2 separate regions of the Mus musculus genome follow, and region 2 is linked to region 1. Evidence: chromatin loops called from intact Hi-C (ENCODE). Cell type or tissue: left cerebral cortex. All regions are shown on one strand. Each heading gives the region's core, and the rest is flanking DNA. Links, peaks and the distances in the headings are about the cores only.

Region 1 (15,120 bases), core at 2,638-10,637:
ACTAGGACTTGGATTCTGGTCATCTGGGGCTGAAAATCAGCTGTGGTTAATAAGAAATCGTTATCATTGAAATAAAATCTGGAAAGTATCTATTAAGGATAAGCACACAAACTGATCTAGTGGGGTCAAGTCTATCTCAAGCTGTTAGCTGAATTTGGCAAAATATCTGTAAGAGTCACCCACCTGTTACTGGTTTTAAAGGCAGGAAAGCTCTTGATTGAAGGGGTCATAAAGAGAAGCTGAGGACTGGCACCCTGTTGCAGGGTTGGGGTACCTGCAGAGAGGCCCAAGAAGCTATTGGTGAAGGCAGAACATGAGTTGTAGCAGATATTGGAGCAGCTCGGACCTGGGATATCTGCTAAGAACAGTGGTAAGTGTGGGATGAATCTGACCTGAGCCTGTACTACCACCATGTGTGCTGGGGACAGCAGAGTTGGAGAGCCCTTTAGAGCCCAGAAGAGTGTATTGTAAAAGGACAAGTGGACATGATAGACATTGATCTATACAGCTAGACTTCGGTTTTGCTTAAGTGTGTTGTTTATGTAATTTATCTTTTTCCACTGAAGCCCATATTTAAGGGTCTTTGGGTTTATGAATGAATGAATGAATTTTGTGACAAGGTCTCTCTATGAAGCTTTAGTTGACCTGGAATTCACTATGTAGACCAGGCTGGGCTCAAACTCACAGAGATCCACCTGCCTCTGCCTCTTGAGTGTTGAGATTAAAGGCATGTGCTGCCATTCCCAGCAAGACTAGATTTAAATTTAAAAGAGACCTTGTACTTTTTAAAGAGTTATTTATTTTTAATGTATACGAGTACACTGTCACTGACTCACCAGAAGAGGGCATCAGATCCCATTATGGATAGCTGTGAGCCACCGTGTGGTTGCTGGGAATTGAACTCAGGACCTCTGGAAGAGCAGTCAGTGCTCTCAACTACTGAGCGATCTCTCAAGCCTGAGACTTTGTACTGTTTTTGTTTTTGTTTTTGTTTGTTTGTTTGTTTTTCGAGACAGGGTTTCTCTGTGTATCCCTGGTTGTCCTGGAGCTCACTTTGTAGACCAGGCTGGCCTCGAACTCAGAAATCCGCCTGCCTCTGCCTCCCGAGTGCTGGGATTAAAGGTGTGCGCCACCACGTCCAGCCTGAGACTTTGTACTTTTAAAGCATTGGAATTTTAAACTTTAGTTTTACTTGTAAGAGGGAGGCGGGGGAGGTGTGTGCACATGAGTCCAGGTGCCCTTGGAGACCGGAAGCATCAGCTTCCCTGGATCTGGAGTTCCATCTGACATGGGTGCTAGGAACTGAACTCAGTTCCTCTGGAAATGCTCTTACCTGCTGAAGCAGCTCAGTTAAAAACTTTAGACAGGTTTTTAAAATTGCATTTTATAAATTGCATTTTACTAACACGAGGAAATGGTGACAAACAAGTAGAAGGTTATGGTTTAGCAGTGGTTGGTTTGTGTGCTAAGTTGGCAAGGAGGGAAGCAGCCTGACTCATCTGGGAAGAGGGACTCCCAGCTGAAGAGTTGCCTGGATCAGACTGGGCTGTGGCTATGTCTGTAAGAGATCCATATGTAAGGGCTCAGCCCACTGTGGGCAGCAGCATCCCTAAGTATGTAGGCCTGAGCTATATAGGAAACGTAGCTAACTATAAGGCCCAGAACAAGCTTTAGAACAAACCAGTAAGGAGTACTCTTCCATGATTCCTACCTTCAGGTCTTCCTTGAGTTCCTGCCCTAACTTCTTCCAAGAGACTGACCGGGAGGTATAAGCCAGATAAGTTCTTTCCTCCACAAGCCTTTGGTCGTGATGTTTAGGAAAGCAACAGAATGAAACTAAAACACTTCCATAACCAACTTTTTAAAATTAGGATATGGGGCTGAAGAGGTGTTAAGAACACTTATCAGCAGTTAACACCTGCTTTTCCAGAAGACCCGAGTTTAGTTCTCAGCCCCTGCATGGCAACTCGAGACCATCTCTAACTTCAGACCCAGCGGATCTATACTACCTTCTTTTGGGATATGTGGGCAACAGGCATGTATGTGGTATATGGACACACATAGAGGCAAAACACCTGTACACATAAGCAAGAAAAGTAAAAAAATGGGTTATTTTAAAATTTAATGGGTTTGTGTACACACACACCTGCGCCATAGTGCAAATGTAGAGGTCAGAGGACAATATATCAGTTCTCTCTTTCTACTAGATGGACCCTGGGGATGGAACATGGGTTGTGTGGCCATTTCCTTATTGATACATTCCACCCTGCAAGTAAGTAAGTACTTTAAGACAGAAGGTAAACAAATAACTTAAAATCCTTGAAGGGAGTCCCTGGAACTGACCAGATTCACTAAGATCCCCCCTCCATGATTAAATAATACAGACGGTTGAGAGTTACTCTCAGACAAAGCAAGCTACAAAGAAGACTGTGAGACTAGACCAGTCACCTGTTGAGCTGCCTGCAGGCTCTACAGTACAGTATGATACAAGTTTCCAGCTTCTATGAGCTGTCATCTGTGCTGGAGTGGGCTTTGGTTATGCAGCTGTCTTTGAGTCATTTCTCCTCCTATAAGTAACTCTTTACCCATATTCTCGTAAATATCCTCAATAAAATTCATTGGTTCACCAAGTTGGACTTGTCTACTGAGGGCTTCCTTTGGATGGTGAGGAGATGGTAGGTTGCCTGCTTCCCCTGTGTTTTTGTTGTCACTGTGTTCTAGTTAATGACCCTCTGTCAACTGTATAGCAGAGAGTTTCTACCGTGAGCTGCTCTTCACTTGGTTGACTTTTCTTTGTTGTACGGAAGCCTTTTGTTTTCTCAAGCTCTCGTTTGTTAATATTTAGTCTTATTTCCCGTACGACTGCTGTCCTAGTCATAAAGTTCTCTATGCCTATGTGGTGACGTGTACTCTCTTTAAAATTTTTTATTTTGTGTGTATGGGTATTTTGTCTGCATGTTTGTCCGTGTACCACGGAAGCCAGAAGGCATCAGGCCCTGTAGAATTTTATATGCACAGATTGGGAGACACTTTCTGGATCCTGGGAATCGAGCGCAGAGCCTCGGGGAGAGCAGTCAGTGATCTTAATCATCTGAATCAACTGAATCATCTCTGACTCCATGCTGCCTACTTTTTGCTCTACATGCTTCAGAGTCTCAAGATTCTATGGTGAGGTGTTAATTCTATATACATTTCCCAGCAGTGCTTGCTAAGAGATTGTCGTTTCTGCAATGTACATTTTTGGCATCCATCACTGTTGAAACCAGGTGGCTGAAGATGCATGTTCTTAGATCTGGGCTTTCTATTCTGTCCATCTAGATGTCTGGTTTTGAGCCAGTACCATGCTGTTTTTATTACTGTGGCTCTGTAGCATAGCTTGAAGTCAGGTATGGTGATGCCATCAACTGTTCTGGTTGTTTGGCAATCTTCTGTGCTTCCATATTAATTTTAAGATTTTTTTTGTCCTCTATATCCCTAAATAATCGTTCTAGGATTTTTACTGAAATTGTATTGCATCTGTGTTTTAGGTTGTTAGAGTTTCTATTACTGTCATGAAACATCATTACCAAAAAGCAAGTTGGGGAGGAAAGAGTTAATTCGGTTTGCACTCCTACAGCACTGTTCATTATTGAAGGAAGTCAGGAACTCTAAACAAGGCAAGGTTCTAAAGGCGGGAACTGATGCAGAAGCCACATGGGGAGTGCTGCTTACTGACTTGTTCCTCAAGACTTGCTCAGCCTGCTTCCTTATACAACCCAGGACCACCGACCCAAGCATGGAACCACCCACAAGGACTTGGGTTTTCCTACATCAATCACTAATTAAGAAAATGCCTAGGGCTAGAGAGATGGCTCAGTGGTTAAAAGCACTGACTGTTCTTCCAGAGATCCTGAGTTCAAGTCCCAGCAACCACATGGTAGCTCACAACCATCTGTAATAGGACCTGAAGGCCTCTTCTGTCTGAAGACAGTTACAGTGTTCCATTCATAAAATACATTTTTTTAAAAAATTCTTTTAAAAAAAAAGAAGAAGGAAAAGGAAAAGGAAAGAAAATGGCTTATATCGGGGTCTTATGGAGATATTTCCTTAGCTAAGGTTCCCACTTTTCAGAAATCTAGTTTCTGTGTCAAGTTGACATGAGACAAGCCAGCACACATCTGTATTTTGCTTTTTGTAAGATGGCTATCTTGACAATTTTAAATTCTTCTAATCCATATACATGGACGGTCTTTCTATCTTCTCACTTCCCCCTTAGTTCCTTTCTTCAGTGTCTTTAAAGGTTTTCTTGTAGAAGTTCTGTTGTTTACTTAGTTAAGTTTATTCCAACCAAAATAGTGTGAGTGGAGTGGATAATATCTCTTATATTAAAACTATTTCATCTACAAACAGGAATATTTTTACTTTCCTATTTGTATCTATTTTTTCTTACTGCTCTGAGACTCAAGCACCGTATTGAACAGGAATGGAGAAAGTTTTATTTTTATTTTAGTAAAAATGCTTCAAATATTTTTTACCTTTACCATAATGTTGTTGTGGCCTCGTTGTATATTGACTTTATTATGTTTTGAATTATGTCCCCTATATCCATAGATTCTGTAGCAAATATCTCATGAAGAGATACTGGACTAATCAAAGACCTTTCCTGAATTTATTTGGTTTCTGTCCTTGAGTCTATTTATATGACAAGTTACATTTATTGATTTATACGTTGAATCTTCTCTTTAATGAAGTCAACTTGGTGCTGAATGACGAGATCTTGAATTAGTTTGCTAGTATCCTACTGAGAACGTTTGTATCTGTATTGATCAGAGAGATCAGTCTATAATTTTCTTAATGTTGTCTCTGCCTGGTTTTGGTATCAGTATGATATTGGCAAAAGAAAAAAAAAAGCAAAACCGGTTTGGAAGTTTCCTTCCTTTTCTACTTTATAGGGTGATTTGCAAAATACTGGTCTCCATTCTTGAGTGAAGGGTAGAGATCTATACAGTGAGTACATCTGAACCTGGGTGTTCTTCAGTCAGGAGATTTTTATGACCATGTCGGTCTTGCTGCTGGATATAGGACTATTTAATTTTTTTTCATTTTGATTTGATTTTGGTAGGTCATATACCTATCAATTTCATCCATTTCTCTTAGATTTTAAAAATTTAGTGGAATATAGGTTTGTAAGGTATGTTTTATGCTTTTCTTACTCTTGGTATCTCTTGTAATAACTTCTTTTTTCATTTCTGATCTTACAAGTCTTCTCTGTCTTTTAGTTAACTTAGCTAAGGGTTTGTCTGTCTTTTTAAAAGGTTTATTTGCCTTTTTAAAGAAAGAACTCTGCATCTGATTCTTTGGTTTGTCTTGTACTCACTATTTCTATTTCATGAATTTCTGCCCTTAAGTATGTCTCCTTATCTACTGATTTGGAGTTTGATTTGTTCTGACTTTTCTAAGGCTTCAAGGTGCATCATTAAGTTATTTGAGTTTTCTCTGTTTTTTTATTTTTAAAATTTTGGGCGCTTAGAGATACGCACTTTCCTATTAGGACCGCTATTTGTTCTCGGGTGGATCTCTAGAACTTGTGAATCATCTTTAGAAAATTTTTCTTCCATGACAGGCAAGTATTTAGAACTTCATTTGGAGTGTGGGCTGATGACTGTAAGGCGGATTGTTGGTAAACACCACTGTTTTGAACTGGGACTCCACTGTCACCTCAAGCAGACCCCTGACCTGACTCCTGCTTTGAGATGTGCCACAAAGATGGCTGAGGCCTGTCAAAGGATGGTGGCTATTCCTCATTCATGAATGCCAGGTTCTGTGTCACGCTCCTGGAGGAGGCCACCAGGTGGCGCTGTGGATTTACCTCTGGTGCCCCCACTTTGTGGCGAGCATTTCCTAGGATAGAGTTTAGTTTGTGGTAGGCAGGAAATAGAACTTGAGTCCGGTAGTAAATACTGTTCTTCCTTAACTTGGCAAAAGGACATTTTGTGGTAACTTGTAATCTCAGTTCATGTACATATTAAACTGCAGAGGACAGAAGAAGATAAACTGGTCATCACTGTACTGGATGCATGCGAGGTGTGTGTTTGATCTGGAGGGGAGAGAAAAGAAGACAGAGGAGGAGGAGAAAGGGAACTGACTTTGACACAAAAAGACAAATATCAGAACACTGGATTTATTTGGAGCTATATACTTGTAAAAGATGGGTCTCACTAGGTATATAGCCCCCGCTGACCTGGAACTTTCTATACGTACCAATTTCAAACTCTGAGATCTTCCTGCTTCTGCCTCCCCAAGTTCTGGGATTAAAGGCATGTATCATCAGGCCCTGTGATTGTTTTTTATTTTTTATTTTAATTATTTCTAAAGCAATAGACAGATCCTATTTTTCTTCTACATTCTCAACTCTCCTATTGGTATTGTACCTGCTTTTTAGAGTAGGTTGTTGAGAATCAACTGTGACACCTAGAAGGTAAGGACATGGCTGGGCTGTGGTAGTCTTACCAAATTTTCACGTCATTTAGAATATTAGGAACACACATCTACAGAGCCCAAACATGGGCTAGCTCCAGGTGGCAACTATACCAGCCTGTTCTTCTGCCCTTGGGAGTACAGCTTTCATAGTCTGGAATTTTCTCCCATCATGGCAAAGCCTACACAGGACTTGCTAGCATTTTGCACTCCAGGTGGGGCTCAAATGTTTTAGACTTAGCACAACATCCCCTGGAAATTGTACTTTCTTTGTAAAGCTTCTCAGTAAGATTGCTTACTGTTTGCAGAGACTCTATGAACCACTATGATCCACAAGGAGAGACTAGGAGGAGGTTCTAAGCAGCGGTTGTGGAACGCATGTGAACAGCAAAGCTGTTGACACGATGTTTCTGTTCTATTCTGTAAAGAATGTGTTCGTGCATATAGACATAAAGCAGATGCTTGGGTTTTAAAAACGTTCCTCTATTTCTTTCTTATTTTTAAAAAAGATTTTATTTATTTATTTATTATATGTAAGTACACTGTAGCTGTCTTCAGATCTCATTACAGGTGGTTGTGAGCCACCATGTGGTTGCTGGGAATTGAACTCAGGACCTCTGGAAGAGCAGTCAGTGCTCTTAACCGCCAAGCCATCTCACCAGCCCTCGTTCCTCTATTTCTTTATCGTGTAATGAAACATAAACTGAGATGGCATCACTGGTCATTATCATATGTAACCTACAGTCACAAAGAGACCAGGTGTTCCTCAAGGGACAGCGATACCTTTTCTAAAATACATAATACATTTTCGGTTGTATTTGAGAAAGTTATATCATATTAGGTAGAATTATGACCTGATTATAGCTTTCCTTTGGGAATTAAGCATAACAGAAGGATATGTAATTTGTGTGTCAAGTTGACCCAGGGTATACTTGTGATAGCTAATTTTGGGTTGTTAACTGCATCTAGAATCAATTAAAACCCAAGCTCCTGGGCGCACCTGTGAGAGACTCTTGATTGGATCATTTGAGGTGGGGAGACCAATGGTAAATCCGTCCGATACTTTCTGGTGGCAGTGCACATAAAAGGCCGCAACTTTAACCTTTCCCAGGCTTGCCCCCACTCTCCCTGGCTTGCCCCCACTCTCCCTGGCTTACCACCTACTTCTTCCTGATTCCAACACTGACTGAAAACCAGCAGCTCTCCAGGAATCCTCAGGGACTAGGTTAAAACTACCAGATTAGGACTACCAAGATATGTAGAACAACAACTGGTGTACATACACACACACACACACACACACAGAGGCCTGATATACTGACCAAATGTTGGATAATTTTTCAATTTTATAGTCCATATATCATCTGTCTTTAAATTTTAGAACAGCTCATAAATAAATGTAGTAATATGATTATTAATAAATAATATATATATTCATTCTTTTATCAGTTCTGTTCCCTTAGAGACTCTAACTAATAGAATGGCAATAGAAATGGCTGAGTAACTAATATTCACTACATGGAATATTGCGCAGCCATTTGAGGCAGAGGCTCTGAGGGCCTTAAAGCAACAGTACAGAATATTAAGACACAAGAGGAATAAGAATATTCAAAATTGTAAATAGTGATCACAAGTGTATGGAAACATCAATGTGTTAACATAGGAGTAAAAGACCACTTGAATTAATAGAGTGCCCTAATACTGGATGGATTTTTCTTTTATAGGCACTGCATGATAGGTCTTTATTACTTATTTTTAAATTTTAGTATAGAAGTTCATAAGTGGGGGCTGGTAAGATGGCTCAGCAATTAAGAGCACTGACTGCTCTTCCGAAGGTCCTGAGTTCAATTCCCAGCAACCACATGGTGGCTCACAGCCATCAGTAACGAGATCTGATGCCCTCTTCTGGTGTGTTTGAAAACAGCTACAGTGAACTTACATATAATAAATGAATACATCTTTAAAAAAATAGAAGTTCGTAAGTTTAGAATTTCATATTTAAAAGTTCAAACTTGTATGATTCCAAAATAACCAACCAAATTTTATAAAATATTTATAATCATTGTGGCTATTGTCGATTAATCGGCTTGAAAAATACAGCTGGCACTTGGCTTGACTTGATAGGAGATGCATTTTAAAGAATAAGTATTCCACTTATATAACCGGTATATAACCTTCATTAGAAGGTTATTCAAGCAACATTATCTCCTCTTTAACACTAAAATGCCCCTGTACTTGATTTAAATCATCACTAAGCACAAGCGACTTTTCCTTTGAATTTCTCTAAATCTTTATTTGTTCACCGTCTTTTATCATGGAACATATAAGATACATACAGATGGCATAGACCAGCACAGTAACCCCCCAGGTACCGCTCACACGTCATTGACGACTCGTAGCTAGGCTTGGGTCACTATCCACTGTATCCCCACCAGACTATTTTGAAACCAATCTCAGAATACCTATGATTTTATCTTGTAAACATTTTAATGCCTCAAAAGATCATGACTATGTTTTATAAAAACATCAAAGTGTTATAATCACACCTCCAAAATTAACTATAATTCCTCAGTATTGAATATCCCATCTGTTAAAATTCCCTTGATTGATTCATAAGTGTTTGTAACAGTATGTTCAGATTTGAAGCCCCGACACCTCCCCTCCCCTCACCCCACCCCCCACCCCCCCATCCCACCCCCACCCCTGCCAAGTCATTCACTCACTTGGAATTTTTTTTTAAAGATTTATTTATTATTATATGTAAGTACACACTGTAGCTGTCTTCAGACACACCAGAAGAGGGAGTCAGATCTTGTTACGGATGGTTGTAAGCCACCATGTGGTTGCTGGGATTTGAACTCTGGACCTTCGGAAGAGCAGTCGGGTGCTCTTACCCACTGAGCCATCTCACCAGCCCTTGGAATTTACTTACTAAGGAAAAAGGTGTTTTTTCTTGCAAGGTTCCCGTGTTCTGGTTATCACTAATTTATTCTCGTAGTTCTTGTCCTTCTTTTCCTATAAAGGCCTAGATTTGGGGCCTTGATTACGTTTGTTCAGTTTTTTTCACCAACTGAACAATTTAAATTCATGTAAAGTCTCACTGCTTAGAACAGCAGTTTAGACCCATTTCTACTAGTTGAACAGTAATGTAATGGGATGGAAATCTTTAAAACAAAATTATATTTATTTATTCTATGTGTCATGAGTGCTTTTGCCTAAATGTATGTATTTGTACCACATGTGTGCCTGGTGCCCACAGAGGTCAGAGAAGGCATCAGATCCCTGGGAACTGGAGTTATAAATGGTTCCACCAAGTGGCCGCTAAGAACTTAACCTGAGTGCTGAGAGATCTGCCTGCCTCTGTCTGCCTTTGCCTCCCCTCTCCCGCCTCCCACCTCCCTCCTGCCCACTGCCCCCTGCCTCTGCTGAGATTACTGCAGTTTCTAGCACTTGGCCTGCTCTCTCACAGGGTCTTCCTGCCCCTCTGGAGGGTGGCCCCCACTCTAAGAGGAACTCTAAGAGGCTTGAGAGCCCCTGGCATAAACTTAGGCAGTACTGGGTGAGGTTTGGAGGGGGTCATGTATCTCATCTCAGCTTCTACAAGGATATTCATTTCTCTTTTATTTTTCTATTTTTATTTTTGTATTTGGCATCTTACCTCAGTCTGTGTTAATATAAATGTCACTCAAATTCTCAAGTAACAGGTTTTCCACACTTATTGGTTATGACGGTTAGGGTTTTTAAAGATTTATTTTTGTTATTTTAGGGTTTGGTGGTGGTTTTTTGTTGTTGTTTTGTTTTGTGCCTTCTTTTTTATTTATTTGGTGAAGGACGAGTGTGCCATGACACGTGTGTGGAGATCAGCAGACAGCCTATAGTAGCTGGTCCTTTCTCTCCACCGTGTGTACCCTGAGCATCAAACTCAGGTTGTTAGGCTTGTAGACAGCTGTTTTACCCACTAAGCCATCCCATCAGCCCTATTTTTGTTTTTTGTTTTTTTTTTTTAGTTACATGTTTATGTACCCAAGCATGCCAAAAGAATATTGGATTAGATTACCTGGAACTTAGCCATAGACACTTATAAACCTCTAGAATAGGTGCTAGTAACAGATGTAGGTACTCTGCAAGAGAAATTAGTGCTTTTAACTGCTAAGCCACTTCTTGATGGTGATGGCAATGATGGTTACTTTTGTCGACTGGAAACAAGATGAGACCACTGGAGAAGAGCATCCTAGTGAGGGATTGTGGCTCAGTTCGGCCTTTGGGTGTGTCCATGGGGACTATCTTGTTCCTTGGTTGATAGGAGAAGACCTGTTCTAAGTGTAGGCAGCACCATACCGTGTTTTTGGCGTGCTTGGGCTCTATAAGAGCAGAGGAGACTCGTGTGCTTTCTGCATGCGTGCAATCATCTCTCTGTGGTCGTTTTTGAAAGTATTTTTTAGATTTGTATGTTTCTTTTGTGGGTCTGGGGGCTGGTGCGGAAGTCAGAGAACTTAACAGGAGTAGATTCTCTCCTGCCGGGTGGGGCCCTGGGGAGGAATTAGGCTCCTTTGGCTTATCAGCAAGTGCCTTTACCTGCTTAGCTATCTCTCGGCTCTTGACTATGAGTGTGGTATAATATGCTGCTTTAACTTCCTGCCACCATGGGTTCTCTGAAATGATGGGCTATACCGCAGAATTGTGAGTCAAAATAAATCCGTTCCCCTATCTCTCACAAGTTGCCTTTTGTCAGAACAGTTTATCTCAGCAACAGAAAAGAAACTAGACCCTTGGCCTAATAACTTTCCTCAGTCCTGTGATTCCATTTACAGTTTATCATTCTGTCTTCTGTGCTCTCTGCTAGTCCCCTCTGAGTCTATTTTGAGGGACAGCAGTCATGTGCTCTACCCACAGTCTCCTTACCACCTCTGCCATTATCTTTATTACTGCGGACTATTTCTGGATCGACCCACAACAGCTGTAGGCTACATTTAACTCACACAGCTGAGCTCACAAAGTTCACCTCATGCACACAGTTTTCCCTGGTACCAATAGCAGCAACAGGGTCAAAGTGTCTTGGGCATCTCTGGGAGGCTCAGGTGGTCCAGGCTCCCTTTTAAGAGCCCATGATTCAGGCTATGTGGAGCGGTGACTCCTGCACACACTGCTTGCCTGGCTAGCTCCCTGTCTGTGACTCAGACCTCCGGGAGGGATGTCACACTGAGCCAGCATGCCAGCATGCAGCACAAGCCAGCAGCTTGTCCTGGAACATGAAGCCATGGAAGCACAGCCAGGTGGGCTTAGGAGTCTGGAAGAGCCGCAGGTGTTGATATCAGGCTGGAACCCAACGAGGAAAGGCAACACCACCCAGGGAAACTCATTCGGCCCTGTGGCTGGTGGTCTTGGCTAGGGCCTTCTCTTTAAACTTGTGACCACCATGGCCAGGGTCAGAAGTGGCTCTGATGTCCCCTTTGCTGATGGTTAGAGTACTCTGTTTCTCCAGGTCATGGATACTGTTAAACTTAGATCATGTGACCCAGGACTGGTCACATTCCCTTTCCTCCTCTTCTGACCCTACTGCTTATTATTGACCAAATATTCTCAGAGGCTATGAGTGCAGGATCTAAGATCTAATACACATACAACTAGATGTTCATCTGCCTGAGCTCCCTGCCTGTGATAAACAGTGAAAGGCTCAAAGGGAAATATGGGAGAGGCCTTCTTGGGGTCAACATTCAGTAGTTCTTGTGTGAATCAGTTGTTCCTATGAAGTCCCATACACTATTTCAGCCCCCTGGAAAGAACAAAACCCACAGGCCATCTACCTGGAACTTAGAGTCGCTTTGCTTTCCTTTCCTTTCCTTTTCTTCTCTTTTCTTTTTTCTTTCTTTTTCCTCCTCCTCCTCCTCCTCCTCCTCCTCCTCCTCCTCCTCCTCCTCCTCCTCCTCCTCCTCCTCCTCTTCCTCCTCCTCCTTCTTCTTCTGAAAAAACTGGCTGTCCTGGAACTCACTCTGAAGACCAGGCTGGCCTCAAATTCAGAAATCTGCCTGCCTCTGCCTCCCAAGTGCTGGGATTAAAGACGTGCACCACCACTGCCCAGCTCAGAGTCACTTTCAAATGCTGGTGTCACTGTGCTTCTTTATGAAGTCTTGAAATATCCTTGTTTCTTCCTTCTGCTTCTGTGCTGACTCCAAGACTCCATGTCTACTCTATAATACTGTCTTTAAAACGCCAGGGCCCCCAGCACTCTGCATTGGCTCCAACTCCATGCCTACTCTCTTTGCTTAATTATTTACTTAAATAATTAAATTGGACATGGTGGCTCATATTCATAATCTTAGCACTCAGGAAACTGAAGCAAAACTATCCCCATGAATCCGAGGCCAGTCTGAGCTAGAGCAAGATACTGCATTAATAATAATAAAAAATAATACTAGGTAATTAATTCAAACTTGTGTATGAATTAAACTAAGACTGATCATTATAAAATGTCTGATTCTTGAAGAGTGCTTTCTTTGTGGGAAAAGCCTTTTTAAATATATTACAGGACTGGGTTGAAGAAACTGACTTTAGACAGTATTTTGCCTAGTTTTATGTCAACTTGTATAGGCTGAAGACATTGAAAGAAACCTCAGTTGAGAAAATACCTCCTCAAGACTGGGCTGTAGGCAAGCCTGCAAGGCATTTTCTTAATTAGTGATCAATAGAGAAGGGCTCAGCCCATTGTGAGTAGTGCCATCCCTGGGCTGGTGATACTGGGTTCTACAAAAAAAAAAAAAAAACAACAAGGCTAAGCAAACCATGAGGATCAAGGCAGTAAGCAGCATGCCTCCATGGCCTCTGCATCTGTTCCTGCTTCCATGTTCCTGCCCTGTTTGCATTCCTGTCCTGACTTCCTTCCATGATGAACAGCAATGTGAAAGTATAAGCCAAGTAAATCCTTTCCTCCGTGTCGCTTCGGTCATAGTATTTCATCACAGCCATAGAAACTCAGACTAAGACAGGCAAAGGACTGTTCCTAATCTTTACAGACCCTCCTCTGGTGGACTCCAGAGAGCTGAATGTACAATTTCCAAATAATTTATTATCAGACACTTCTCTTGGATCAACTTCATATCCAATTCTGTAAAATTTCAGCTACTAGTCCAGCCAGCCTGCTGCCAGACATTAGAGATTCTCCAAGATAGCAGCCAAGTTAGGGTCATCAGACTCCACTGACCAGATGGGGGTATGGCAGGGTATGAGTTCATGATGTTGCAGTGGATGCAGATGAGGTCCCCTGGCACTGACGCCATGAGGGAAATTTGGTCCAGGTCCAGGTGCTGTCTTGGCTAGACCTCTCTGGATCCAGCCAGATGGAGCTCACAGCTCATCTGGTTCAGTCAGGAGCTGGCGATGCAGAAGCCCTTGTAGCTACTGTGAAAGACGGACTAAAACAGCTTCAGCTTTCACCTCAGGCAGGGCTCTGGCCCTGCCTGCTGCTTCCCTTGTTGCTGTGGCTACTATACCCGCCACTCCTCTCTGGAACTGGTGGGCCAGGAGCCTCTGGCCTCTGCTCCACCTCCAGAGGAGTCAGTCGAAAATTCCTGAAGGTGATTGATATGGTCCAATCTGTCACACCTGAAGAGGGACTGTAGGAGAGCAGCTTTGTATAAGATGAAATTAGGTATGCTGGGGCCCTCATTGTCACCTTGGACAAAATGGTGTGGGCCCAGTCCTTCAGCCAAGGGACTTCAGCACAAAGGACCGAACTTCTGGGGTTAACTCAGGCACTTTGCTGGGGGAAGGGCAAAGCCATCACTCTATACATGGAGGTATGAATTTGCCATAGCACATGTCCATTGTGCCCTACTAGAGCCCCTATGGATGCCAAGAGAGGAAGCCATTACCTACTGCAAAGGCATCAAAAGGAATCCCAGAGACCCAAGGGAACAGGGAAACAGACTTAGCCACCCAGAAAGAGGCCGTAGAACCAATTGGATCGTTCCAAATCCTGGTTACCCTGCCTGAACCTGAATTTCTTCAGAACCCAGCCTATGCCCAAAGAAACCAAGTGGACAAAAAGAAGACGCCAAACAGGAGGCAAGTGGGTAGTGATACTTGCTGGACAAGAGACCTGTACTCCCTGCCATTATTGGAAGACAGATGGTAACCAAACTCCACCAGGTCACCCATCTTGAGGCAACCAAAGCTGCTGAGTTACTCAGGCTCTGACAGTCCAGGGTTAAAAAAAAATCCTAGATTTGGGTTGAGCTTCGTGAGGCCTGACTTCACAGCTGAACTATCCCTAAATCTGGCAACAATCCTAAATATGATTGGAAACTACATTGTGTCTAGAGGCCACAAAACTTAGGACAGGTAATTAAATATGTCCTTGAGGCCAGCAAAATTGGGCCAACCTTCTATCTTTTGTTCTCCCAAGGGCCAAGTGTATCCCTCCTCAAGTCCTTACAGGCCCTGCAACAGTTCCAGTGCACTATTCATCAGATGGTTTGAGAGGCCATGCCCTGCCTGTGTCTGAGCCTGCCCACAAGTTCCAGCCTGGCCACCTTGTATGGGTAAAGAGGGTCCCAACCCAGAGCCTAGAGCCAACATGGCCCATACTTTGTGGTCCTCACCCCTACAGCCATGAAGGTTGTCAGTGCCACCCTGTGGAGTGGCAACTGCACTGCCAAAAGGTAGGGA
Region 2 (15,120 bases), core at 3,062-11,061, 89 kb after region 1:
ATGTGAGATTAGAGTAAGAGGAGCAGTTGGACAGCCAAACTTTGGATGGAGCTTGGGGACCCTTATGAAAGAGTTGGGGGGAAGGACTGTGGGACCCAAAGGGGATAGGAACTCCACAGGAAGACCAACAGATTTAACTAACCTGAGCCCTTGAGGCTCTCAGAGACTGAAGCACCAACCAAGAGCATACATGGGCTGGACCATGTATGTTCTTCTAGTTGGGCTGCTTCTCTGGCCTCAGGGGAAAAGGATGCACCTAGCCTTGCAGGGAGTGATATAACAGGGTCGGGAGGGGGATATCTAGGGGCCCCTCCAGTCTCTCAGAGAAGGGGAGAGAGGATGGAGGAATGGGATGGAGAAACTAGGATGGGAGCAGCAATTGGGATGAAAAGTGAATTAATAAATTTTTTAAAACAAAAGAAAGAAAAGAGAGGGGGTGTTGGGAGCAGAGCAGTATGGTGTGGACAAAGGGCTACTTTTGTTACCAATCAAGAACTACTTGAATGTTTAATCGATTAATGTGGTAAAAGAAAAGCATTTGATCATTTTAAAGTGATTGAATAAGCAGCAGTAATAGTAGTAGGTAGTACACTCTTACTCAAACTCCAACTTGTCTAAAGCTTACAAAAATTATTATACACAGTTGGGCCTGGTGATGAATGCCTTTAATCCTGGTACTCAGGTGGTGGGGACAGGTGGATCTCTGAGTTCAAGGCCAGTCTGATCTGCAGGGCAAGTTCCAGAACAGGCAGGGCTATATAGAGAAACATTGTTATTTGAATGTTTTATAGTTGGTAAAAGGTATCATCTAGGGAGACAACACCCTTCCTTTCTGATAGACCATGCTGTGTGAGAGATTCCCCAGGATGTAGGAGCTCATCAACACAGGGCAGATGGAAGCCTTGGTTGGGTAACAAGCTGAACCATTAATTTATCCACACTTAGACCTCCCCTCCCTCCTAGTAGAATAAAACAAAGTCTCTTCATACACTAAGTATGGAACCAGGGTTTTCTGTTACTTGCATCAAAAGTATCTGTTTCAGCTTCCGCCTATGAAGACATAATTCCAAGAGAACTTTTCCTCCCACTTTAAACTGCCACAAAGCTTGACAAAATTTGAAATTACCATATTCAGACATCAAAAAACGAATAAACTAAGACTAATGGCTGTCCCAATAGCTGCCTAGATCCACAGAGAAAAAATTAGTGACAAAAGATTGGTTCTCCGAGATAAAAAGAGAGACATAGATGAACCCTTCTAACAATGTCACAGTATTACCACAGACATTATCGTAGTAAAGAGAATAAAGAATATGTAACAACTTAAAAGATTTGTGCGTGTGTGCATGTGTGTGCGTGAATGTTTTGCTTGCATGTATGCGTATGCCTCATGTGTGTGACTGGTACCTGCAGAGGCCAGAAGAGGGAGTCAGGTTCCTTGAATCTGGACTTAAGGGCAATTGTGAGCTGCCAAGTGAATACTAGGAATCTTATGCCAGTCCACTGAAAGAGCAAGTGCTTTTAACAGTTCTCTCTCCAGCCCCAGCTCTTTGAACAATTTTAGACAAAATTTCTTGAGCCATATAACTGACCAAATTAAAAATAGAGCTGAGTATCCCTATGTGTATTAAAGAAACGGAGCAAAGCGTTTCTGAGGAAAACAATACTGAACATTGATGGCTTCACTGGCAAATTCTGCCATGCTTTTGAGGAAGCATGATAATTTTGCACAAACCCTTTCAGGAAATAGAAACACGCACACACGAGCACATACACACACACACACACACACACACACAGCCTTTTGGAACTCATTTTATAGCTATTAGAGAAGCAGACAGTATGTCTAGTTTCAGACGGACTCTAAGCCTTGAGACTCGGGAAATGAAGAGTCTTCCACTTCCTGCCATGCCTGGCCCCATCCCTGCCTCTGAGTCACTCTGATTTCCCATTGACCTGGTGAGCGGTCAAGGGACTCCGTCCATCGCTGAAGAATGAGGGATCACCAGCTAACAGGCGATGAGTGGCCATGAGGACCTTCATAACTGGAGAACAATGATGTTCCTAGTCTTAACGTATCACTGAGGACAGGAACAGTCCCAGTGCACACTGGCGCAGGTCACAGTTGGGATCATGAAGTCATCACCACGTTCTTCCTGGCTAGCATTTATTCTGAGAGCTCTGGGTGATGGGCATGCTCCCAGGCCCGGTTCTCATTTTCCTAAAAGAAAATATCACACTTGGAAAACAAATGTTGATGGTGGATCCATGGCTGTCCTTCTGTGCCTCGATGGATGCAGAAGAGCGAAAAGAGAAGACAGAAGAACTTAAATGTAACACGAGGAAGTATGTTTTACATTTTGTGATGGAGAAAATGTGCTGATGGAGGTGAAAAAGTGTGGCCTGTGCCCTTTCTTTCCTCTCTAGTCCCTGGGCTGCTTTTTTGGGTCTCTTTCTCCCCAGCAGATTTACTGGAGTGGAGCTTTGCAAATCTGGTCTCCTAGCAGCCGAATGCAGCCGAAGGCCCATTCATAAGACAATGGACAGAAAGGAAAGAAAGGGTTTGGCTTGTTTAAACTGCTTCTGTCTTCATTCACAGCCTGATGTCCCTGTGCATTGTGACATCTACAATGGCACTAAAAGATTCATTGTGGCCCAAAACAAATCAAAATGGAATAAGGGATGCTAAGATAAAAGAGTTCTGCAACAAAAATGTTTTTTTTTAAAGACATCTGAGATTTATGTTACCTTTGGGCTGTATAGCCTATTGAGTGGTACTTTTAATAACCACTAGAGTTTAATAAACACAGAGATAAATGGGAACTTGGTGTATATTTTTAAAGGTGCTTACACAGGCAGGGTGAGTGCACGGAGTTGCTCTGGAAGCCTGTTCAATAATTATTGTTCTTTGTTTGCACAACATTTGGGGAACCACACTCCACACTTAGTATTCAGTTTCCTTTCTGATAAACACACCAGAGCCATGCTCATGTGGCAAGCAGTTTTCAGCGCTGTGCCTTCCATTCACCCCCTGCCGGAACCAACATTAGAAGTTGCAGTTACCCGGCCCAATACAGCAGGCAACAGGTGGAAAGTTGAATAACTTCACACGTTTTTTTTCAGCGGAGGGGGTGGGCGGGAGGGAAGGCTTTTGGGAGCCGATTTAAGGATTAGATCAGATGTTATTGCTAGTGAAAAATTAAACAGCCCGGTGCTCTGGGGAGTACAGATTAATATATTTAGTGACTCTCTGCACACAAAAGCCTCTCATTGTGCCACGTCTGAATGCCTGTGAATAGGGCAGAGCATATGCGGCCTGTCACTGCAGGTGCCCACATCTGTTCTCCAGGGCAGATGCTCATAGAAAAGGGAGGTGGGGGAGGCCAGGGAAGCCTGGAGCACTAAAAGCTTCCTTGGTGCCTAGGCTTCTCTGGGGCATCTTGGGAGTGGCCTTTGGGTGCTGCTGTGTCCAACAGGGACTTCCTTGGGGAGGCCATGAACCACACGTGCTCACACAGCAAGCATAGCTCAGACCCTAGTTAAGCCTGAGAGCGCCAGGCTTTTGAGGTTATTGTTTAAGAAACTCTTGGGAGCCTAATCTTTAAACTCTCCCGCCCAAGGCCAGAGCCTGAGCAATTAGACACTGGGGAGGAGAGAGGACAGGGAGGGGAGCGAGTAGGGGTAGCGTGGAGGCGATGTCATTCTGACATCGTTCGCACAGCCAGCTGGTCCTCGTGATACCAGGTGAGGTGAGAGCACTGTGGCCCGGGCCCAGCTGCATGGAACCAGCACGACTTCGTCTCAAAGCTTTGTGACTCAAGTCGTACCCACATCCACAGGCCCAGCGATGGCCACCTCTCTAGCACCGCCACCGTCCAGAAGCCCCCAGGGGCGCTAACTCTAGTTGAGAGTCAGAAACGTATGAGCAAACTAAACGCAACCCCTCCCCTGTTAGAGCCTTCTTCCCACAAACCCCTCACCCCATTGCTACCCATTCCAGACCAAAGGCCGCGGAAAGTTCCGAGCGAGGTGCACGCGTGACTCTCTTCGGCTGGCCACGAGCAGCTGCTAGGATAATCTGATCCTGGGACAAAGGCCCGCCCGCCCGGGCTGCAGCCGCAGGTAAACACGCGCTTTGTTATGGAAATCAGCGCAGGACAGCCCGGAGCAGACAACCCACGATTCCGAGGAAGGAGAGGCATAGGGGGAGGGGCCTCGGGTGGGGCGATCTGTCATCTGCGCGGCAGCCGCCAGCTGAGCCACGCGCCTCCCCTTTTCTCATGTAAATCAGCACATGCCTTTGCAACTTTCTGCAGCCGGCTTCCCAAGACCCACGCACCCCAGGGTGAGGTGTCCTCGGAGCGCATACAATGGCTCTGAGTTCCTATCTAGCTACCCAAAGGAAAATCACCAACTAGGTGGGTAGAAGGAGGCGGCAGCCGGTTCCATCAAAGAAGAAAGGGCTGTGATCCTACGGCATGACGGAGTTCGGACCCCGATCCACTCTGAAGTTCACGGGGCGCCATGCCGGAGTCTTTTGGGTTCATTACTCCTTTTGAGTGTACTGCCCACAGAACGCAGAGGAGGCTAGGCCTACCGGTTCCACCTGGTGGGTGTGAATCTGAGGCTCGAAGTCTCTAGTCTAATTGGAAGCCAAATGCTGATTGCATTCAAGTGTGCACATGTCTGTACAAACATTAAAGTGTGTGCGCCAGGATTATGGTTGGCATGCTTGTAATCCTAAAATTCAGGAGGTTGAGGCAGGGGTATCTTGAGCTCCAGGCCAGCCCTGGCACCACAGAGAGAATTTAAAAGGGGAGTTGTGCTGCGGACTTGGTTGATCACACCAGACAGGTGGGCCACAGGTACAGGCTTCCTTTCCACGTCAACGCAAGGACTTTTTCCCCCTAATATTTTAACTGCTTTTGATTCTAAAACTGGCTGCGGAAAATGGACAGAAGGGCTGTTGGGCAAGATGTGATACTAGAACTAATTAATACACAGGCTCCTCCTCCTCCTCCTCCTCCTCCTCCTCCTCCTCCTCTTCCTCCTCCCCTCAAGCAAGCTGGCATGTTTGATCAACACCAGATTTGCTGCTTGGAAGTTTCAGTTTTGTTGTTCCGAACAAGGATCCTAATTCTTAGGACTGAGAGAACCCTCTGTTGTGTATACAGTGTTCAGTGGGTCTGAGAAAACACAAATCCCGCTCAAGTCTCCAGATTTGTTTACACAGAAAACTGAACCTGTGCTTGGCCTAGTCTGAAAACTGTTTGGGAGTTATGCATGGATACTGCCCTGTCTGCAGCCACGGTTAACTCTGTATCTTGAGAAGTGAGCCTTTTAGGTGTGTGCATGAAGGAATTGGGTCAGGACTAGGTGACCTGTGCTGAGGATGGGCACGACTAATTCAATAAAATTGTGCCTGGGAGTTTTTATTACCACATGGACCAGTAAAATACAGAAAACAATCAGGATCAATAACAGACAGAACTCCAGATGCACTTGTTGTGGCTTTAATTCTGATTATTATGCAACCTGAGTCTGCCCTATCCACCCATTGCAATTATTCAGATTGGGGCTGGGGGGGGGGGGCATGTGGAAAAAAATCAACACTACCACCAGACAACAAATACTTCCTTCTAGTCCTGTATCTGATGTATTCGGTGTCTCCTCAGCTCTAATGAGCCACACTTTGTACAGTAAATTTGCTGAAACATCAAAAAGCATTTAAAAGAAAGTTTCCTTCTTTCTTCTAATGGTGAAGGTGAGGATTTATGGTGTGTGGGGAGGGGAAATCTGTTGGCTAGGCCAACATTCAGGCAAATCTATTTAACATACTCTGGCTTAAGCTCCCTCCTGCATTTGGGGGGTTCTGAGTGCTTAGCTGTGGGAGTATAGAGACATGCAGTTAGGGAGTGAAAAAACGCCATTTGGTTCGGAGCAGATGGCTGGCTAGGGGGCTGATGGCGTCTAAAGGCGTGTCATCCCCCTCCCGGCTCGAATCCCTAAGGGCTCCCCTTGTCTTCCCAATCAATGAAAATTAAAGTGCAAAGAAAGGATGAATAGCTGGACCTCGAGTCTGTCCTTTGTTCCTCTCAGCTACTGGTACGCAGGAGTTAAACTACAACAGGCTCCTATAGAATCACTGAAGTTAAACAGTCTCCCCGTTAGCTCTGTGTTTGAAAGAGAAGGGAATAGGAACCAACTTAGGGGTGGACGATTGAGAATGGGGAAACAGGAGGATGAGGAGGAGGAAGAAGAAGAGCAGAAGGAGTAGGAGGGAGGAAAAAAAGAGCTTTCTGCTTGATTTCCCCAATACAGAATGGTGTGGCATAAATTAAGTTGGAAAAGAATGAATGCGTTGGGCAGGATTCTGATGGATTTTACGATGCCTTTCAGAACTGCTTTGCCACTGTAATCGAGAAATCTGTGCCATGTCAATTTAACAAATACTTAATACTAAGGGGGGTTTGTTCAAGATTTGGGACAAGTCCACCCCTCTCAGGGTCTAAGCCCTTGCGCGTGAAACTTTTCATTTCCAGTTTTCTAAACAGGCATTCAAACAAGCCTGGTTTCCACTTCCATCTTCTAATTAAAAGGTTCCTGATATTTCATTTCTTCTTGTAATCTCGAAGGCACAGAGGAGTCTGCATCTGACCTTGTTTCTTTTCTTCTTTGAATCCCCTCTGCTGTAGGAACCCCCTGTCACCTGAGTCCCACTCCCAAGTCCCAACAGAGAGCAGCTTCAGAGCTCTGAGAAACAGAGTTCTCAGAAAGTAACTTTCCCAGGAAACATTAGCTAGTGAAAAAGGAATCCTAACACTAGGTGGCAAGATTAAGTTAGGATTCAAGCTAGCCCAGCCTTGTGGTGATGTAGCAAATCCCTACACAGTTTACAAAGGACAGGGACTGTTTTTGCCACGGCCATGGGGGTGTGCCTTAGGGGTGTCAGTATCTTTTGAAGCCTCCATTTGTTCTATAATAAACAGGTTTTTTAAAAAGTGGGATCTAACCCTGCCTTTCTCACCTCAGCCTTGAGTATTATACACATGGCTTTTTGGTTAACTCTTTGATTGTCTGTGAGTTGGCGATGACGACGTGAAGTGCAGAAATTCCTGTTGATTCTGAAACTTTGAAAGTGTTTGGGAGACAGGGTAGCAGTAGGCAGGCTGGGTCATCAGAAAAGGAGCTGTAATTTCAGTTGCCAGATGGCCCAACACAGATGATTCTGCCCAGTAACTGCTAGATTCTTGTTAGCAGTGTTTCTCTGGGCATGCGAAGGTTTTCCTCTCTTTCTGTGCATTATATACATCTTGCTCCAGATACTGGCCTAAATGATCAAGCTACTCTGCCAGGACAGGGCTCATTCTCACCAACAGGACAGCAACACCTACAGTGAGGACACCTGTCAGGTACACCCTAGGGGCTGTGCTACAATCAAAGGAACACTAGCTCCAAGAATCACACCTCGGGATTCTAATGAAGCTGCCTAGGTGGTGGGGGTGGAGTAAAGAGGCCCCTCTAAAGATGGGAATATACAGCTCATGGCATGCTCAACACAAAGCTAGGTGCTAAGTCAGAGACTATATCTCCATTTACTTTTCTCTGGAGCTTGTAACCAGGGGAGCCGTTTAGGTAATTCATTGTGATACGTGTGTCCTGGGCCCTCCCAATAAACTCATTTCCCTTAAAAAAAAAAAAAGAAAAAAAAGAAAACAAAAGTTCTAGTGTCTGATGGATGTGTAAAAACCTAATAAGGTGACGGTTGTGTAAAGGTTATGTGTTGGGGGGTGAGGTGGGGGGAGTCTTTCAAACATGTGCCGGACATTGTCGCAGAGGCCGCGGCGTGCGCGGAGGGGAGCTCTTTCTCTCCGCATTGTGCAGAGAGCAGGTGCTGTCTGCATTACCATACAGCTGAGCGCACAAAGAGCCACTGATTCAGCCTCGCACAATAACAGACTGCCTTAATGACAGCCACGCGAACGACACACACCAAACTCACTTTTTACCAAGCAGAGGGAGGCCTGAGGGGAATACCCAGGAGAGTGGGACCGGACACCAGTGAAGGTGGTGTTGGTTGAAAATCTCCCGGGAGAGGGTGTGTACACCGGGAAAGGGGTAAGCTTAGCTTTTGGCTCTGCTGGCTCAGGGAATACACTATCCGGACCCCAATTCCCCATTTCCAGTGATCGTGGACAACACGGAGACAGCAGCGCTCCGGGACACTGCGGTGTCTGGGGGTGTCCGGCCCGGATCGCTAGCCCATCGGCACTCTCCGAGGCTCAATCGCCAGGCTTCACCAGAGGTATAAGCGTGCCTAACCTCCCCAAACTTCCCAAACTGCCGGGGTGCTCTTGCCACCCTTTGCCCACCTCTTCAAGGGTCCCTTTCCTACCGGGCACCCCGCCCCCGCCCCCTCCGGGAGACTCCTCCTTAGAAAGAGGCTGCCAGGGAGGAGGGGCAGCAGCAGGGACGCGGGCCTCTAACCTCTCCCCGGTTCCTCAGTCCCTAGGACTGAACAAACGAGGAGAGCCTAGGCGGCTAGTGTTGGAAACGCCAAGGTCCGGAGGCCGCGTCCTGCGAGCGAGTCTAGCGGTGACCGCGAGTGGGAGGCTCAGGCCGCCCAGCGTGCCTAGGGTCTTCGGGCCTGTGGCGGTGGGGCGGTGGGCGACGCGGCCTCAGCTCCAGCTCCGGGAGCAGAGCGGTTCGTCTCCGGGAACGTTTTGCAGGAATGTAAATGAGCGGGTTTTGCGCTGGGGGAGGGAGGCGAAGGGGCGAGGGCGGAGGCAGAGAGGACTAGGGGGCGGGGAGGTGGGGGGCGGGGAGGAGGGTTGCACATTTTACAGCTCACTGACCATTTGGCGATCCATTGAGAGGAGGGTTTGGAAAAGTGGCTCCTTTGTGACAGCTCTCGCCAGATTGGGGGGCTGCTCATTTGCATCTCATTAGTTATGCGAGCGGCCGGCAGGATTTAAGGGTGGCAGGCGCCAGCCCGGGCCAGATCCTCCGGCGTGCACCCGCGGTTACCCTGTCTGACCAGGGCAGGTCACGGGAGAGCACCGGTGCGGCACGGAGCCTCCCACGCTTCGGCCTCCGGTCCTCGGTGTGTGTTCTCGCATGGCATTGGCTGAATTCTTGAGGAAGACGCGAGGCTTGGCGATAGTGCAAGAGATACCGGTCTAGAACACTCTGGGAGCGGCAGCGGCTGCCGAGTGACGCCGGGCCGGGAAACCAGGGCGCGCGCCGCAGTCCTTGCCACCACCGTTCCCACCGCGCCCCTCGGGGCCCCGGATTATCGCCTCACCGGTGGGATTTCCAGACCGCCGCTTCCTAATAGGCCTGCGAAGGAAGCCACTGCAAGCTCTCTTGGGAATTAAGCTGAACATCTGGGCTCTCTTCCCTCTGTGTCTTATCTCCTTTCTCCTCTTTCCCTCCGCGAAGAAGCTTAAGACAAAACCAGAAAGCAGGAGACACTCACCTCTCCGTGGACTGAAAGCCAGACGAAGAGGAAACCGAAAGTTGTCCTTTCTCAGTGCCTCGTAGAGCTCTTGCCGGGGACCTAGCTGAAGGCACCGCACCCTCCTGAAGCGACCTGGCCCTGATAGCACACCTGGAGCCGAGAGACGCCTTTCCGCCAGTACTCCTCGGGTCATATAGACTTTCCTGGCATCCCTGGGTCTTTGAAGAAGAAAGAAAAGAGGATACTCTAGGAGAGCAAGGGCGTCCAGCGGTACCATGGGCCGTCGGAGCGCGCTAGCCCTTGCCGTGGTCTCTGCCCTGCTGTGCCAGGTAGGGGGCCGGGCGGGGCTGCTGCGCGGTGGAGGGAGGGGAGTCGGACCAGCCGATCAGCTGTCCATCCCCAAGTGACTCCGGCAGCGACGACCCCGAGAGCTGCCCGGCAGCGGGCAGCTCCGGATGGGCGCTGAGGTGCGCTCGGCCTCTGCGTCCTAGCAAGGGCCCGCGCGCCCCCGGGTCCCTCCGCCGCCGGCGCGACCTCACGCCCCTTCCCCGCGCAGGTCTGGAGCTCCGGCGTATTTGAGCTGAAGCTGCAGGAGTTCGTCAACAAGAAGGGGCTGCTGGGGAACCGCAACTGCTGCCGCGGGGGCTCTGGCCCGCCTTGCGCCTGCAGGACCTTCTTTCGCGTATGCCTCAAGCACTACCAGGCCAGCGTGTCACCGGAGCCACCCTGCACCTACGGCAGTGCTGTCACGCCAGTGCTGGGTGTCGACTCCTTCAGCCTGCCTGATGGCGCAGGCATCGACCCCGCCTTCAGCAACCCCATCCGATTCCCCTTCGGCTTCACCTGGCCAGTGAGTGGGCACCTGCGCGCACTCGGCTGGGTCTGGAGGGGTAGGGGTGGCTGGTTGGTGGTTGGCAGTGGGAAGAAGGCAAGGGCCACTGATAAGGGTTGGGGAATCCCACAAAGACACGCCTGAGGTCTTGACTTCTTACTGGGAACTGACTGGCAGTTGAGGAGGGGGTGTGGAACCCCAGAGGCTTTTGCAAGCCCTGGGCATTTCTCACACACCTCCTACTTACCTGAAAGGTCGAATGCTTCCCTCCCCTACCCCCAAAGTTGGGAGAGTTCTTGTCCCCTAGCTCTTAGGCCTTGGTTGGGTTGCTACCAGTGCTGGGGCTGCTCTCCATCCTCGAGGTTCCACCCCCAGAAAACAAATGACAGCTGCCCTCTCCTCTTCCTGCACCCCACCTTGCTCCATCAAGTACTCTCCCCCCTTTTTAAAATACAATTTCCTGTATTAACATGTTTTTAAAAAACCAAACCCACACACGGTGTGTGTGTGGGGGGGGACACTCTTTAAAATTCTTCTAATTAAGGAAAGTGATAGGAGTTGACCTTCATTGGCACAACACAGAGATCTGAGAGCCTCTGTACTTGGTTCTCTTTAATGCCTCTCCTCCTCCTCCAGCTCCTCCTCCTCCCACTCCTAGTCTCCCAACTCCTCCTCCTCCCCTTCCTCCTCCTCCACACTTCCGGTTATCAAGCATCTTCTCCCCTTTCCCTAGGGTACCTTCTCTCTGATCATTGAAGCCCTCCATACAGACTCTCCCGATGACCTCGCAACAGGTAAGACTCCAAGCCCCTAAACTATGCATTCTCCCCATTGATACACAGTTTACCCACTCAGCCCAGGCCTCTTACCTTCACTCTGCACCTGGAGTTCAGAGAAGAAGGGTCCTTGGCTTGACAGCATCCATACCACTCTCTCGGTTCCTAGCGTCTAGGTGTTATCATTACCAACCTGAGCATCTTCTCTCTCAGAAAACCCAGAAAGACTCATCAGCCGCCTGACCACACAGAGGCACCTCACTGTGGGAGAAGAATGGTCTCAGGACCTTCACAGTAGCGGCCGCACAGACCTCCGGTACTCTTACCGGTTTGTGTGTGACGAGCACTACTACGGAGAAGGTTGCTCTGTGTTCTGCCGACCTCGGGATGACGCCTTTGGCCACTTCACCTGCGGGGACAGAGGGGAGAAGATGTGCGACCCTGGCTGGAAAGGCCAGTACTGCACTGACCGTGAGTCCTCTGGAGAATGACCCCTAAGGGTCCATTTATGGGGAAAGACACGAGGCTTTGCAACAGGAGATGGTAGAGATGGCTCAGTGGGGAAACTGAGGCCTAAAGAGCAGTGTTTTGCTAAGGCCGTTGGCAGTTAGGCTGGATTCTGGCATTTTAACAAGGGAGACCTTGTGTCCACTGTAGGAAGCTGCTTTTCTTCACAGGGAGGAGTTCAGAGACAAGGCCAGGGGTCAGGAAGTAAGGCTGTGCTCTCCCTAGGGCCTTTGTATTAGAAAGGGAAGAGAGGAAGGAAGGGAGGGACAGAGCGGGGATGTGGAGGGCTCATTTTCCAACAGTTCTCCTTGCTGCAACAATGTCCCATTGGAAAGCCCTCCCTTTCCTCCACAGAGTTAGGGTGCCTGACCTGCCTACAGAAATCTGTTTCCAAAGATTCCCTGGGGTGTACTCTGTGTGCCCTGTCCTTCAGGGAATCCTTCAATCCTTGGGATTGTGGAATGCTAGCAGGTGTGCTGAGGCAGAGTGCAGGGCTACATGGCTGAAGGGCACCTTGTCTTGTCTAAATGAAGAAAGGCAGTAGCTGATGTCCTATAATCTTCTTGCAAACCAGGGTACCAGGGCCACAGGGAGGACTTCTGCTCTGGTTCTGGTCTGTTTGTACCTCAGGGGGCCTCTCTCCAGCAATCTGAGGCCTCATCTGCCCAATCTGTAGGAATGGCATTTCCTTCCAACGTCAGGGCCTGGTGAACTTTTGTTCTTCTGCCCTGCAGCAGTTGAACATTGGACTCTGTGAGGCCCAGAACCTCTGTTCGTGCCTGGGGGAGGATATCGAGTCACTTTCTAGCTTTAGTTTTTGCCTGAGGATGATGGGTCCACACTTCAGTGAGAGCCTGGACATATTGTTGCCTAGTTTCCCATATCCTTTGAGCGCCCCCCCTCCCGTCTTGGCCAAGAATTTGGCTGTTTTCTTAAGAACTGGAGTTGCTGATCATTAATGAGTTTCATAACTGGGGAAGTGAGCCAGCTCAAAGCCTCAGCCTGTGGCCACCCCTGCCCCCCTACCCCTTTGGGCGCCTCTGACCTCCCACAGTAGCTTTCCTCTCTCAGGGCCAATAGTTCTGGGGTGGCTAGAAATCTAAACTTTTCTTATTCAAACACTGGGGTCTCTCCCCGCCCCTACTTACACGTGCCATAGATTAGATCTCTCTGAGGATAGGCGGTGGGGACACTGCCTGCTCCCATTGGTAGAAGGCTACGTGCGCACACGCGCTTGTGTGAGCGCATACACACATGGCTAGGGCCGGGGTGGGGTGGGGGTGGGGGGGCAGCATTGTTGTGCTGGGGCAGCTGCGGGAGGGAAGACACAATGGAGCAGCTGTCCTGCCCTGCACGCTGCACACCAGCTGTCCACTCTTATCTGCACACACACTTTCTGGGATATGAAGAGGTGGGGCTTTGTGCATAGAATTGGGAAGTGGGGGAGGAGGAGGGAGAAGACTTCTGACCCTCTTTTAGAAGAAAAAGGGACAGGGGTAGGAGTAGGGGCTTCTGAGAGCCCTTTTGTCCTAGACGCACTATGTTAAGAAGAATTCTCATTCCTTGCCTGAATGAAGTCCAAAGCCACCAGCCAGGGTGGGCTAGGCTCTGTGACCTGAGATCCACTCAGCCTGGACCTACAGAGTAGGTCCTGCTAATTTTCCTCAGTTCCACCTGGTGATACTGGGGAGTCTCTGGGCTGGAGCTCCAACCTATGTTTTTATTTGTTTGCAGCAATCTGTCTGCCAGGGTGTGATGACCAACATGGATACTGTGACAAACCAGGGGAGTGCAAGTAAGTTTGCAAAGTTATTTTTTGTCTCTTCTTCTTCTTCTTCTTCTTCTTCTTCTTCTTCTTCTTCTTCTTCTTCTTCTTCTTCTTCTTCTTCTTCTTCTTCTTCTTTTTTTCCTGTGAGACTTTCTACGTTGCTCAGGAGCTTTTCTATGTAATATGGCCTGGTCTTGAACTCATAATAGTTCTCAGGCTCCCTAAAGTCACCATGCCTGGCTCACCTTTTCTTCTTCATATATATATATATATATATATATATTTCACATATAGGCTGTAAAACACTCCAGGGAGTTAGTTGAGTAGGAGCTATTACTCTACTGAAGGCCTGAAAATGTACGAGCATAGGTTTTCATTAACTCAAGCTTGTACATAATGGAAATATACAGGCTTCAGTTAAAAAGCTTGTATGGAAAATGAGATTCCACATCCATAATCCTTGTGCATGTGAAAGGCAAGCAGGGTACCCTGTGCCCTTCATCTGAGACTCTGGGAGGGAATGGCTCGGGGCAGGGGTAGGGGAGTTAAAGCTTTTAAATGGCCTGATGTCCTGCTACTTAAGGACAGGTAGCTTATGGGTGCTGCAGGATAATTTTGGTGTGCTAGAATACCATTATGAATCTAGAAGGTGACATGGTTGTGTTTTGCTTCTTCCAAGGTGCAGAGTTGGCTGGCAGGGCCGCTACTGCGATGAGTGCATCCGATACCCAGGTTGTCTCCATGGCACCTGCCAGCAACCCTGGCAGTGTAACTGCCAGGAAGGCTGGGGGGGCCTTTTCTGCAACCAAGGTAAGGCCCTCCTCTAAGATTGCCAGGTCTCCTCAAAGCAGCCCAATGCCCACTGGAAACATAGATCCTTCCTGTATTTGACCTTGGGCTTCCTGTCCCCTTTCCTGTCTCCACCCGGGCAGACCTGAACTACTGTACTCACCATAAGCCGTGCAGGAATGGAGCCACCTGCACCAACACGGGCCAGGGGAGCTACACATGTTCCTGCCGACCTGGGTATACAGGTGCCAACTGTGAGCTGGAAGTAGATGAGTGTGCTCCTAGCCCCTGCAAGAACGGAGCGAGCTGCACGGTGAGTCGGGGGCACTGCGCTGTGCTGACTGAAGATCCTCGGTTTTAAATAAAATGTGTGGGTTCATGGAACAGCGTAAGAAAGCCGCGTGTGGTCTCCTTGCGCAGGACCTTGAGGACAGCTTCTCTTGCACCTGCCCTCCCGGCTTCTATGGCAAGGTCTGTGAGCTGAGCGCCATGACCTGTGCAGATGGCCCTTGCTTCAATGGAGGACGATGTTCAGATAACCCTGACGGAGGCTACACCTGCCATTGCCCCTTGGGCTTCTCTGGCTTCAACTGTGAGAAGAAGATGGATCTCTGCGGCTCTTCCCCTTGTTCTAACGGTGAGGGGCAATGGGGAAATGTCTGGAGGACTGGCTCCAAAAGCAGGTGCACTTATTAGGGAACACATTGCTCTGTGAGTCACCTTGAGTTTGTGGATCCCCAAGTCAATTCCGTGAGGATTCAGGAGGAAGGAAGACAAAAAGGGGGGGGGTGTTGGTGTCATACTCATAATGCAAGGAATGACCTGGTCAGCAGCCCACAGCTTGCTCGGGGCCAGTAGTGTTTTGGCGCATGTCACTCCTATCCATGGCTCTGCAAGCTCTGCTTAAACACAGGAAGCACAGCCACGGTGTTTTGGGAAGGAAGTCTAGCTCCAGGTGATAATTTGGGTACCACGTATGAAGAGGCAC

Evidence for each region. Hi-C counts contacts between places; a loop is a spot of excess contacts. Peaks named below come from ENCODE experiments on the same cell type or tissue, not always from the same donor. Only the 100,000 strongest peaks of a DNase experiment are listed, where the experiment ranks them.
Region 2: a loop joins it to region 1, with 6 times the contacts of the local background. A loop is called at or near these places in 7 of 42 quality-filtered maps.

Annotation. Positions count from the first base shown.
Region 1 is chr17:15,458,592-15,473,711 of GRCm38, reverse strand. No RefSeq gene overlaps it. Among named protein-coding and RNA genes, the nearest start is that of Gm49668, 30 kb to the right of the region's middle. In left cerebral cortex, for the core only: CTCF peaks have their summits at 5,822 (motif pointing right) and 8,398 (motif pointing left); a DNase peak (open chromatin) is centred at 5,809.
Region 2 is chr17:15,369,856-15,384,975 of GRCm38, reverse strand. Dll1 (delta like canonical Notch ligand 1) reads left to right here and starts at 9,153. Exons shown (of 11, transcript NM_007865.3): 1 at 9,153-9,789; 2 at 10,017-10,310; 3 at 11,026-11,086; 4 at 11,282-11,539; 5 at 13,310-13,370; 6 at 14,023-14,153; 7 at 14,276-14,445; 8 at 14,553-14,769. The coding sequence starts at 9,736. In left cerebral cortex, for the core only: a CTCF peak has its summit at 6,828 (motif pointing right); DNase peaks (open chromatin) are centred at 7,953, 8,994, 9,132, 10,235 and 2 more places; H3K4me3 peaks cover 3,893 bases; H3K27ac peaks cover 1,808 bases.